Regions from separate parts of the Homo sapiens genome. Here region 2 is linked to region 1. A link is an interaction called in ENCODE POLR2A ChIA-PET data of the cell type or tissue named here. Cell type or tissue: PC-9. All regions are shown on one strand.

Region 1 (5,000 bases):
CATATATATGATATGTATTTATCTATATATCACATATATCATATGTATATGATATATGTTTGTGTACGAAGCCACATATCAAATTAATGAAACCAAAATCGCATTGAAATTTGAGGAGAAAATGATAGAAACACCTTTTTGGAGGTTCTGCTAGTATAATAAGACAAGGCATTGGAATAATTAGAAGAGTAAGAAAAAATATGTTTATTCTTATCTAATAAACATTAGTAAGTGAGTGTGGCTAATACATAGGTTTTCCAACATGGTTGGATACAAGGGATGTGTATAAAAGGTCACTTTTCAGTTATTTTGAAAATAGTATATGATAACTAGAAATGCAATCGTAAATTAAAATGGTATCACACATATTATTAAACCTGTAGACATATTTACCGAGAAAAGAGTAACACAAATCTTACTGAAAGTCAAATCTTAGGCTGGGCGTGGTGGCTTGCATGTGTATTCTCTGAACTTTGGGAGGCTGAGGAGGGAAGATCACTTGAGCCCAGGAGTTTGAGACCAACCTGGGGAACATGGAAAAAGCAGGTCTCTACAAAAATAAAAATATTAGCTAGGTGTGGTGGCTTGTGCCTGTGGTCCCAGCTCCTTGGGAGTCTGAGGTGAGAGGATCACTTGAGCCTGGGAGGTGGAAGCTGCAGTGAACCAAGATGATGCCACTGTACACCAGCCCGAATGATTGAATGAGACCCTGACTTGCAAAAAAGAAAGAAGTAAAATTTGTAGAATATGTAAATTTATGTATTTTTTGAAAAAACTTTTTATCTGACTTGAAGGAAATGGAATGGTTCAACAAAATGGCATCTTCACAACATTTTATTCGGCCATTAAATCAAAGAAAAAGATTTACATACTCAACAACTTGGGTGAATGCCATGTGTGTTAAGTCAATAAAAGCCCATTCAAAAGATCTTATACTGTATTACTCCACTTATAGTGACAAAATTCTAGAAATAATTGTAATAATTAGCATTGCCAAGGGTTGTGGATAGTGGAGAGGAGGTTGTATTAATCTGTTCTCACGCCACTAATAAAGACATACCCAAGACTGGGTAATTTATAAAGCAAAAGAGGTTTAATGGACTCACAGTTCCACATGGCTGGGAAGACCTCACAATCATGGCAGAAGGCAAAAAGAGGAGCAAAGGCACCTCTTACATGGTGGCAGGCAAGAGATCGTGTGCAGGGAAACTGCCCTTTATAAACCAGCAGATCTCATGAGACTTATTTACTATAACCAGAACAGCACAGGAAAAACCCACCCCCATGATTCAATTACCTCCCACTAGGTCCCTCCCACACCATGTGCAGATTATGGGAGCTACAATTCAAGATGAGATTTAGGTAGGGACATAGCCAAACCATGTCAGAGGTGAACCAGTTTCATTAGAAAAAGGGATTTTTATGGTAATGAAATAGTTCTGTATCTTTTCAGTGGTGGTTCCTCAAAAGTAGACATGAGAAAAATTATGTCATAAAACTATATATACATTGGACCCATATTAATTTCTTTGACATTGTAGTATAGGTAAATAAGGTATTGCCATTAGGAAAACCTGGTTGAAGGGTATACAAGACCTCTGTGCTATCTTCACAAATTCCTATGAATCTCTAATTCTACCAAAATTAGTTTTAAAAATACGGTATCAGTGAATGTCAGGTTTAAACTGTCTTTACAGAGATTAAACTTAATACCTTAAATGGTATGCTTTCATGTCACTTCTGATTCTTTTTCTGAATAGTTTAAACCTAATGGTATGCGGTCTTACTTTAGAAGTGAATATTTCCGTGTTTTATATTTCACATATTTGCTTACTTTCTCCTTTGGGTATTTTCAAATGCTTACAATAATTTGACACCATGATTCACTGTTTACTCTTGCTTGAGAAATAAAATTCCAGATTGGAAATAACTCACAAACGCATTAACAGTATTGTTTATTATCACCTGCAATGCCTAAGCAAACTTTCAAGATCTCACGATTTTCTTTCTCTCTCAGTTCAATCAGCTTTTGATTTGCTATTTCGTTTCCTGTTCTTCAGATTAACTTTCTTTTTATTCTTCCCATTAAATGCAATTTTTCATCTTTTTACGTTTGTTCTGCCTTCAATAACAGAGAAATATTATGTAACTGTGTTTGCCCAAACTATTTTTTTCTAGTTGTTTCCCTGACTTAATAGCTCAGTATGACTCAGCATTCTAGAAATTAAAATAGAGGAAGATTCTAAATACACAATCAACTTCGCTTTTGTGTGTTCATCACAGCAACATGTAACAAAAAGAAACATTTCTTTAGAGTAGAAACATTTTGAGAATCTAGCTTTATTTTTCTTTTTTTGAGACAGGGTCTCACTCTGTCACCCAGGCTTGAGTGCAGAAGTGCAATCACAGCACACTGCAGCCTTAACCTACTGGGCTCAAGCAATCCTCCCACTTCAGCCTTTGGAGTAGCTGGAACCACAGATGTGTGCCACCACGTCTGGCTAATATTTTTTTTCTTTTATATTTTGTAGAGACTGAGTCTCGCTATGTTGTCTGGGCTGGTCTCAGACTCCTGGGCTTGAGCCATCCTCCCACCTCAGCCTCCCAAAGTGCCAGGATTACGGACATGAGCCACCTCACCCAGCCAGGATCTAGCTTTCTTGCACCTCTTAGAAGTGGCATAAATGTAATGGAAACAGAGCCTTATTAGATTTTCATTTAATGTTTTAGAAGAAACATCAGTAAAAAGCTCTCTAAAACATCTCCTTTTGTAGATAACGTTAAAAAAACCCTTCAAAACATAAAATAAAAATACTTGAGACTTCATTGTTGATGAATTATTGTATGCATTTAAGCACTGCAATAAAATTCAGTTTAGAACACTAATAACCCTAGTCAGAATTTAATTGGGAGGCTAACAAAAACCTAGATTATTGTTGCTCTTCAAAATATGTGAGCTCAAAGATGGTACTTTTGTTACAATTTAAATGCACTATGGCTTCTATATTTTTAAGAGCAGAAAAATAAAGGAGCAAACATTTTTACATATACAAAATAAAAGAGTGAATCACAAGCTGATAAATTTTGCTTCTCCAAAAGAAACATGTATTCATAGAAAGTAGAGACTTATTCTAATATTTATAAATGCAATATTAAGCAATTCTTTACAAAGCAGGCATAATACACAAAAACAAATCATACTGCTAGGCTAAATGTGTAGCTTTCTTACATTTATTAAGAAAACACATTGTCAAGCCATCTTTTGGCATTATATTAAAGTGCATTTTTGCATAGTTTGTGTGGCAAAATAGTGAAGGTTTTCAGAAGGATATGTGTGTGGAACCAACAGATAAACATATATGTGTTCAATTTTTCTGTTAAAAATAGCATTGCATCTCCAACACAATAAAGAATAACAATTTGCTCCCTCCTTCAATCTACTCTCAGTGGGCTACAGATGCCAGGTCACCAGACATTGTTCATTCTCTTAACCAAGGGGGAGAATCCTCTAACCTGGGGCTCCCCAACCCCCAGGCCACAGACTGGTACTGTGGCCTGGGGGTTGGGGAGCCCCAGGTTAGAGATACCAGTCCGTGGCATGTTAGGAACCAGGCCACATGGCCGAAGGTGAGTGGCGAGTGAGCAAACAAAACTTCATCTGTATTTACAGCTGCTCCCCATGGCTCACATTACCACCTGAGCTCCACCTCCTGGCAGATCAGTGGCAGCAGTAGATTATCATAAGAGTGCAAACTCTATTGTGAACTGCGCATGTGAGGGATCTAGGTTGCGTGCTCCTTATGAGAATCTAATTCCTGATGATCTATCACTGTCTCCCATCACCCCCAGATAGGACTGTCTGACTGCAGGAAAACATGCTCAAAGATCCCACTGATTTTACATTATGATGAGCTGTAGAATAATTTCATTATATATTACAATGTAATAATGGTGGAAATAAAGTGCACAATATATGTAATGCTCTTGAATCATCCTGAAACCATCCCCCTGCCACTGGTTGATGGAAAAATTGTCTTCCCTGAAACTGGTCCCTGGTACCAAAAAGGTTTGGGACTGCTGCTCTAACCCTCTTGTCTCTAGGGAGAGGCCTGTCCTAATGGTTGCTTGGACCTAAAGCCATTTAGGACAAGGAGTACTTGAACGAAGCTTTCCTCCAATTGCCCTAGTGAGATTCAATACAAAATTTGAGGAGCCCAGAAGTACAAAGTGGAGTCCAGTTCACTGCAAAAGAGGCAGGCTCTCAAAAAATTTTTCCTTTCCTCTCTGAGTTAGTGTGCTATTGCTCCCTAGTACTTAAAAGACTGTAAACCAAAAATAAAATCCTAAGCTCCTCAACTAACTGAACAAACCCCCTCTGGGCCAAAGGGACCCCAGAGAAACCTGAAAAACTGGATTCCCAGCCATGACAGGAAGAGAGGTCAGACATACGTCCTTCCTTACCCCTCCTGCCTTTTGGAGTCTAGGCACAACCCACCAGCATTCACATTAAAGTACGGCTCAAAAGACTGACAAAACAGACCCCTGGGACAGGAAATTACCAAATTCCAACCTGACTCTGGTATAGCATCGTATGACAGATAGCAGACCCGGAAGGAAATCAAAATATCTCACCCCAACATAGATTTCTTTGTCATATTTTGAAATGGCCCTGCAAAACCATCTTTCCTGGCAGAAATTTGCATCTGTGGAGAATCTCCATTCATACAGCCAGGACTTTGCTGTATCTAGGAAAGATTAACTCTAAGTCTGACACCTTGAAAGGTCTGAAAAGAGACATTTACCATCTGTTCTCTCTGAAGGCTGCTACCTGGAGGTGTCTTCTACATGATAAGTACCTTGGCTTCCACAACTCCTCGCCCTTTATCTTAGCATTTATTTCTACTGACTTCAACTCTTTAGACAAAACTTAACTCTTTCAACCAATTGCCAATCAGAAATCTTTAAATCTACCTATGACCTGTAAGGCCCCACTTCAAGAG
Region 2 (5,000 bases), 730 kb before region 1:
GCAACGCTGAAGCCACAGAAGACACCGCAGTGGGAAAACCAGCATAAGCCGCTGCCCCCAAGGAACCTCAAAGCCCAGGCAGAGGACCAGCCATCCCAGTCGCACAGGTAAAGTGTGTCACCTGTCAGGTGGGCTTGGGGTGAGCGGGTGGGGGGAGTGTGTGTGCAAAGGGGGTGTGAGTGTGTATGTGTGTGAGCACATGTGAGTGTGATGGCTAGTGTGACTGCATGTAAGGGAGTGTGAACAAGCGTGTGAGGGTGTGTGTGCAAGTATGTATGCATATGAGAATATGTGTCTGTGGATGAGTGCATTTGAAAGCCTGAGTGTGTGTGTGTGTGTGTGGTCATGAGGGCAAGTTAGTGACTGAATGCGCAGGATGTGTGAGTGTGCATGGAACACTGTCAGTGTGTGTGTGGCAAGTGTGTAGGTGTGTGAGGACAGGCAGAAGTGTGTCAGTGTTGTGATGATGGAAGTGTGAATGAGTGTATGAGTGTGCAAAAAGGTATGGAGTGAATGTGCATGGAAGTGTGTGTGTAAACTATGAAGGCATGTAGTATGTCAGTATGTGAGTGTGCAGTGCATGTGTGTGGGAGGGTGAGCGTGTGAGTTAGTGTGACTGCTTGTGGGTGTGTTTATGAGTGTGTGCCAGTGGGTATGAGTGTGAGAGCATGTAAAAGTGTGTGTGTAGTGTGACAGTGTGTGTGTACTGTGACATTGTGTGGCTGCGTGTCAGTGTTTATGAATGACAGCATGTGAAAGTATGCATGTGTATGTGGGTGCATACATGTAAGTGTATGAGGGTGCGTGTGATGGTGTAAGTGTAGGGTTGTGATGCATGAGTGTGAGTGTGGCTGTGTTTTTCAGTATATGACTGTGTATGTGTATTGGGTGTGGACCTGAGTGTGCTAGTGTGCAAGGGCAAGTGTAAAGGGCATGAGAATGCAAGTGTGTGTACATGAATGAGTGGGAGTGTGTGCATGGGAGTGAGTGCATGTGCCTGTGTGAGTGCACTCTCAAAAGCGTGGAAGGGTGCAAGCCTCCCCCACTAACTCCTGTCCCCTGCTGAAATCATCTTTCCCACCTCCTTCCCTGCCATCCCTACAGTGTACCCCATAAGAGTGCTGGCTTTCCTTCCGGGCACTCTGCCCTCCCCCATTTCAGGCATCCCTGCACACCCGTTCTGTACAAGAAGGAGGTACCTCTTCTCTGCATCCGTAGGTTCTGCACTCCAGGGGTAGCTCCCCATAGCTGGTCCACAGACCATCACCCACCCCCCCAATTGCCACCCAGAGGGATGAGAGGGCTTACAACAGTGGGGACAGCTGGTGCTAGCCCCTAACCCTACTAAACTTCCATAGAGACCCTTACAGGGCTTTTCCATTGGGAAAAGTTGGGGAAAACCCAGGAACATTCAGAAGTGCAGTGAAACCATGTCTTGGATGGCTTGGGAGGGATGCCGTTTATCCCGGGAGACAGGATTGAGTGCTAGAAGGCTGGGCAGGGGGGGAGCTGTTTGAATAGCTGAGGTGAGAAAGTGGGGAAAAAAGTGACATAGTAGATAAAATACAAGGTAAAATAAAGTATAGCCACCTGAAGAAACAATGTTGGACCATATTGGGCAGATTTAAAGATTATGTGTGGGCAGTCATGTTATCTACCATGCCTCCCATTTTAAATTCATGTTTTCTTAGAATGTTATTATTCTAACATATATTTAACTATTTCAAAGCATAGAATTCGGTGGCATTTAGTACACAGCATGCATAATATTGTACAACCATCATCTCCATCTCCCTGAACATTTTTATCACCCTCAAAAAAGAATATCACCCCCATATTCATCAAGCAAAAGTTAATTTTAATTATTAAAAAAAAAAAGGCATCAGAATTTTGAGCCCTAGTCCACACTTTTTGTTTTGTTTGTTTTTTGTTTTTTATTTTTTTGAGACAGAGTGTCGCTCTCTTATCCAGGCTGGGGTGCAGTGGCGTGATCTCGGCTCCCTCCAACCTCCGCCTCCCGGGTTCAAGCGATTCTTGTGCCTCAGCCTCCTGAGTAGCTGGGACTACAGGCGCCCGCCAACATCCCGGCTAATTTTTGTATTTTCAGTAGATACGGGGTTTTACCATGTTGGCCAGGCTGTTCTTGAACTCCTGACCTGAAGTGACCCACCCGCCTCGGCCTCCCAAAGTGCTAAGATTACAGGCATGAGCCACCACGCCCGGCCCACACTTATTTTTGAAAAGCAATTCTTGATTTCATTTATTTTAAAAGGATCCTCTCTCTTCCCTCTGTTATGGTGATTTTCTTGTGTGGCTTAAATAGCAAATTGAACCCACTAGATGGCACCAAACACTAGCATTTTTTAAAAAAAACAGCAACTCAGAAATCAATGATTTTTGACACAATCTACTGTTCTTTCTTAGACCTTCATGTGAGGTTTAGCTGGGGGGTGAAAATGCATGAATGGCAATGTTTTTGCAATGGAAGGAGCTATCTGGTGCAGAGAACCCAACTATGTAATTATTATTGCATCATAGGTCAACCAGGTGTGCTTAGAATGTGAGAAAAATACAATTTCCCCATTATTTCCAGGTGAGGTCAACCAAAGGTGAGTGAAACTGGCTCAGTCACCTGCTTGGGGCACTTCCAAGGTAAATGCTGCAGGCTCCCAGAGGAGAAAATTAAATACACAGGGATAATGAGACTGTGCAAATTTTTAAAAAATTTCATAATCCCAGTGGAATAGCTTATTTATTTATTTATTTTTACAATGGAGGTATTTACCTGTCTGAGCTATTATGAATAAAAATGCATGGTATCAGTGGACACGTCTTTGTCTATAGGCTATTTCTATTTTTTTTTCTTGGTTACATGTTTAGGTTCATATGCTGCACTGTTTTTCAAAAGTTGTCGTTTCACTTTGCACTGTGAATGTAGGAGGGTTGTAGTTGCTTTATATTTAGTGCTTGTTATTGTCAAGCTTGAAAATGTTATTTATGCTCGTGGTCATGTAGGGATATCTCATTGTGTCTTTAATTTGCAGTGCTCTGATCACTAATAATGATGGTATCTTTGTTTATATACCTATTGGCTCCGTGTGTGTGAGAGTGTGTGTGTGTGTATTATTTTTCTGTGAAGTATTTGTTCATATATTTTGTCAGTAGTCTGTTGAGTTGCTTGTCTTTTGTAATTGAGTTGTTTATATATTCTGAATATATAATAAATATATTTTATGTAATGTTTTTTCCCAGTATGCAGCTTATCTTTTCTTTTATTAATGATGTTGTTTAAAGATAATTTTGAATTTTGATAAAGTCCACTTCATCCATTTTTAAAAATATTATGATTCATGCTTTTAGTGTCCTATCTAAACAACCTTTTCTTTTCTTTTCTTTTCTTTTCTTTTTTTTTTGCAACCTCCACCTCCTGGATTCAAGCAATTCTCCTGCCTCAGTCTCCCAAGGAGCTGGGATTACAGGTGCACGCCACCAAGCCAGGCTAATTTTTTTTTTTTTTTTTTTTTGCATTTTTTTGTAGAGATGGGGTTTCATCATTGTTGGCCAGGCTGTTCTCAAACTCCTGACCTCAAGTAATCTGCCTGCCTCGGCCTCCCAGATTGCTGGGATTACAAGCATGAGCCACCATGCTCAGCCCTAAAAAATCTTTTCTATACCAAGTTCAAGAAGAGTTGTTCATGTGTTTTCACCTAGATGCTTAATAGTTCAGCTTTTTCATTTACGTCTATGATACATTTTGATAAAACCTTCTAAATAGTATGAAAAAAGGGTTTTTTAAAAATTCCTAGAAGAATACTCAGTTATTCTTACACCATTTCTTGAAAAGCTTATTATTTCCACATTGAGTCAATTGACCATGGATATGTGGTTCTATCTTATATCATTGTTTTCCCTGTCTGTCCTACTGCCTGTGACACATGACATTGATACTGTTGCCTTCTAGTAAATCTTGAACTTAAGAAGCATATGTGCTCTAATTTTGTTGTTCTTTATCTAAATTACTTTGCTATTCTAGGTCCTTGGCATTTGCAGGTAAATTTTGGAGTTAGCTTGTCAATATAAAAAAAATCCTAATGAAACATTGATTGACATTTCATTGAATCAGTAGATCAAGTAAGAGGAAATTATCAGCTTAACAATGCCAATACTTTCAAATAATAGAGATGATATATCTCTCTATGTATTGGTCTTCATAAATTTCTCTCATCAACATATATATTTAAAAACTTTCAGTGTTCAGGTGTTGCATAAATTTGCTAAATCTGTCTCTCAGTACTACTTTCTATTGTAAATGACATTTAAAATAATTTGTTTTCCAACTTTTTGTTACTGGTATAATTTAATTTTTTTTTTTTTTTTTGAGATGGAGTCTTGCTCTGTTGCCCAGGCTGGAGTGCAGTGGTGCAATCTCGGCTCACTGCAAGCTCTGCTTCCCGGGTTCACGCCATTCTCCTGCCTCGGCATCCTGAGTAGCTGGGACTACAGGTGCCCACCACCATGCCCGGCTAATTTTTTTGTATTTTCAGTAGAGATGGGGTTTCACCGTGTTAGCCAGGATGGTCTTGATCTCCTGACCTCATTATCTGCCCGCCTCGGCCTCCCAAAGTGCTGGGATTACAGGCTTGAGCCATCGCGCCCAGCCTAATTTAATTTTTAAAATTAGCCATGTATTCTGTGACCTTCTAAATCCATTTATTATTCTGGTAGCTTTTCTGCAGATGCTAGAGAATTTTCTACATGCAAGATCATGTCATTATGAATAAAAACTATTTTACTTCATTCCAATATATGCCTTTCCTTCCCTCCCTCTCTTCTTTCTTTCTTTCTTTCTTTCTTTCTTTCTTTCTTTCTTTCTTTCTTTCTTTCTTTCTTTCTTTCTTTCCTTCCTTCCTTCCTTCCTTCCTTCCTTCCACTGAATAGGATTCCCAGTACTATCTTTAACCTTTTTGTTTTACCCAAAAAGCTAGGCAGCTGCACCCTGC

What was found. Peaks named below come from ENCODE experiments on the same cell type or tissue, not always from the same donor. Only the 100,000 strongest peaks of a DNase experiment are listed, where the experiment ranks them.
Region 2: POLR2A ChIA-PET joins it to region 1 with 10 read pairs; 1 of 35 experiments calls an interaction of 5 or more read pairs at or near these places.

The regions. Positions count from the first base shown.
Region 1 is chrX:4,667,132-4,672,131 of GRCh38, forward strand. No RefSeq gene overlaps it. Among named protein-coding and RNA genes, the nearest start is that of FAM239C, 730 kb to the left of the region's middle. In PC-9, no CTCF peak of the experiment used is centred here; a DNase peak (open chromatin) is centred at 1,880; H3K4me3 peaks cover 1,336 bases; H3K27ac peaks cover 2,373 bases.
Region 2 is chrX:3,937,831-3,942,830 of GRCh38, forward strand. It overlaps FAM239C (family with sequence similarity 239 member C), which reads right to left and starts at 42. Exons shown (of 2, transcript XR_001755780.2): 1 at 1-42. In PC-9, a CTCF peak has its summit at 2,369 (motif pointing right); a DNase peak (open chromatin) is centred at 2,521; H3K4me3 peaks cover 484 bases; H3K27ac peaks cover 2,374 bases.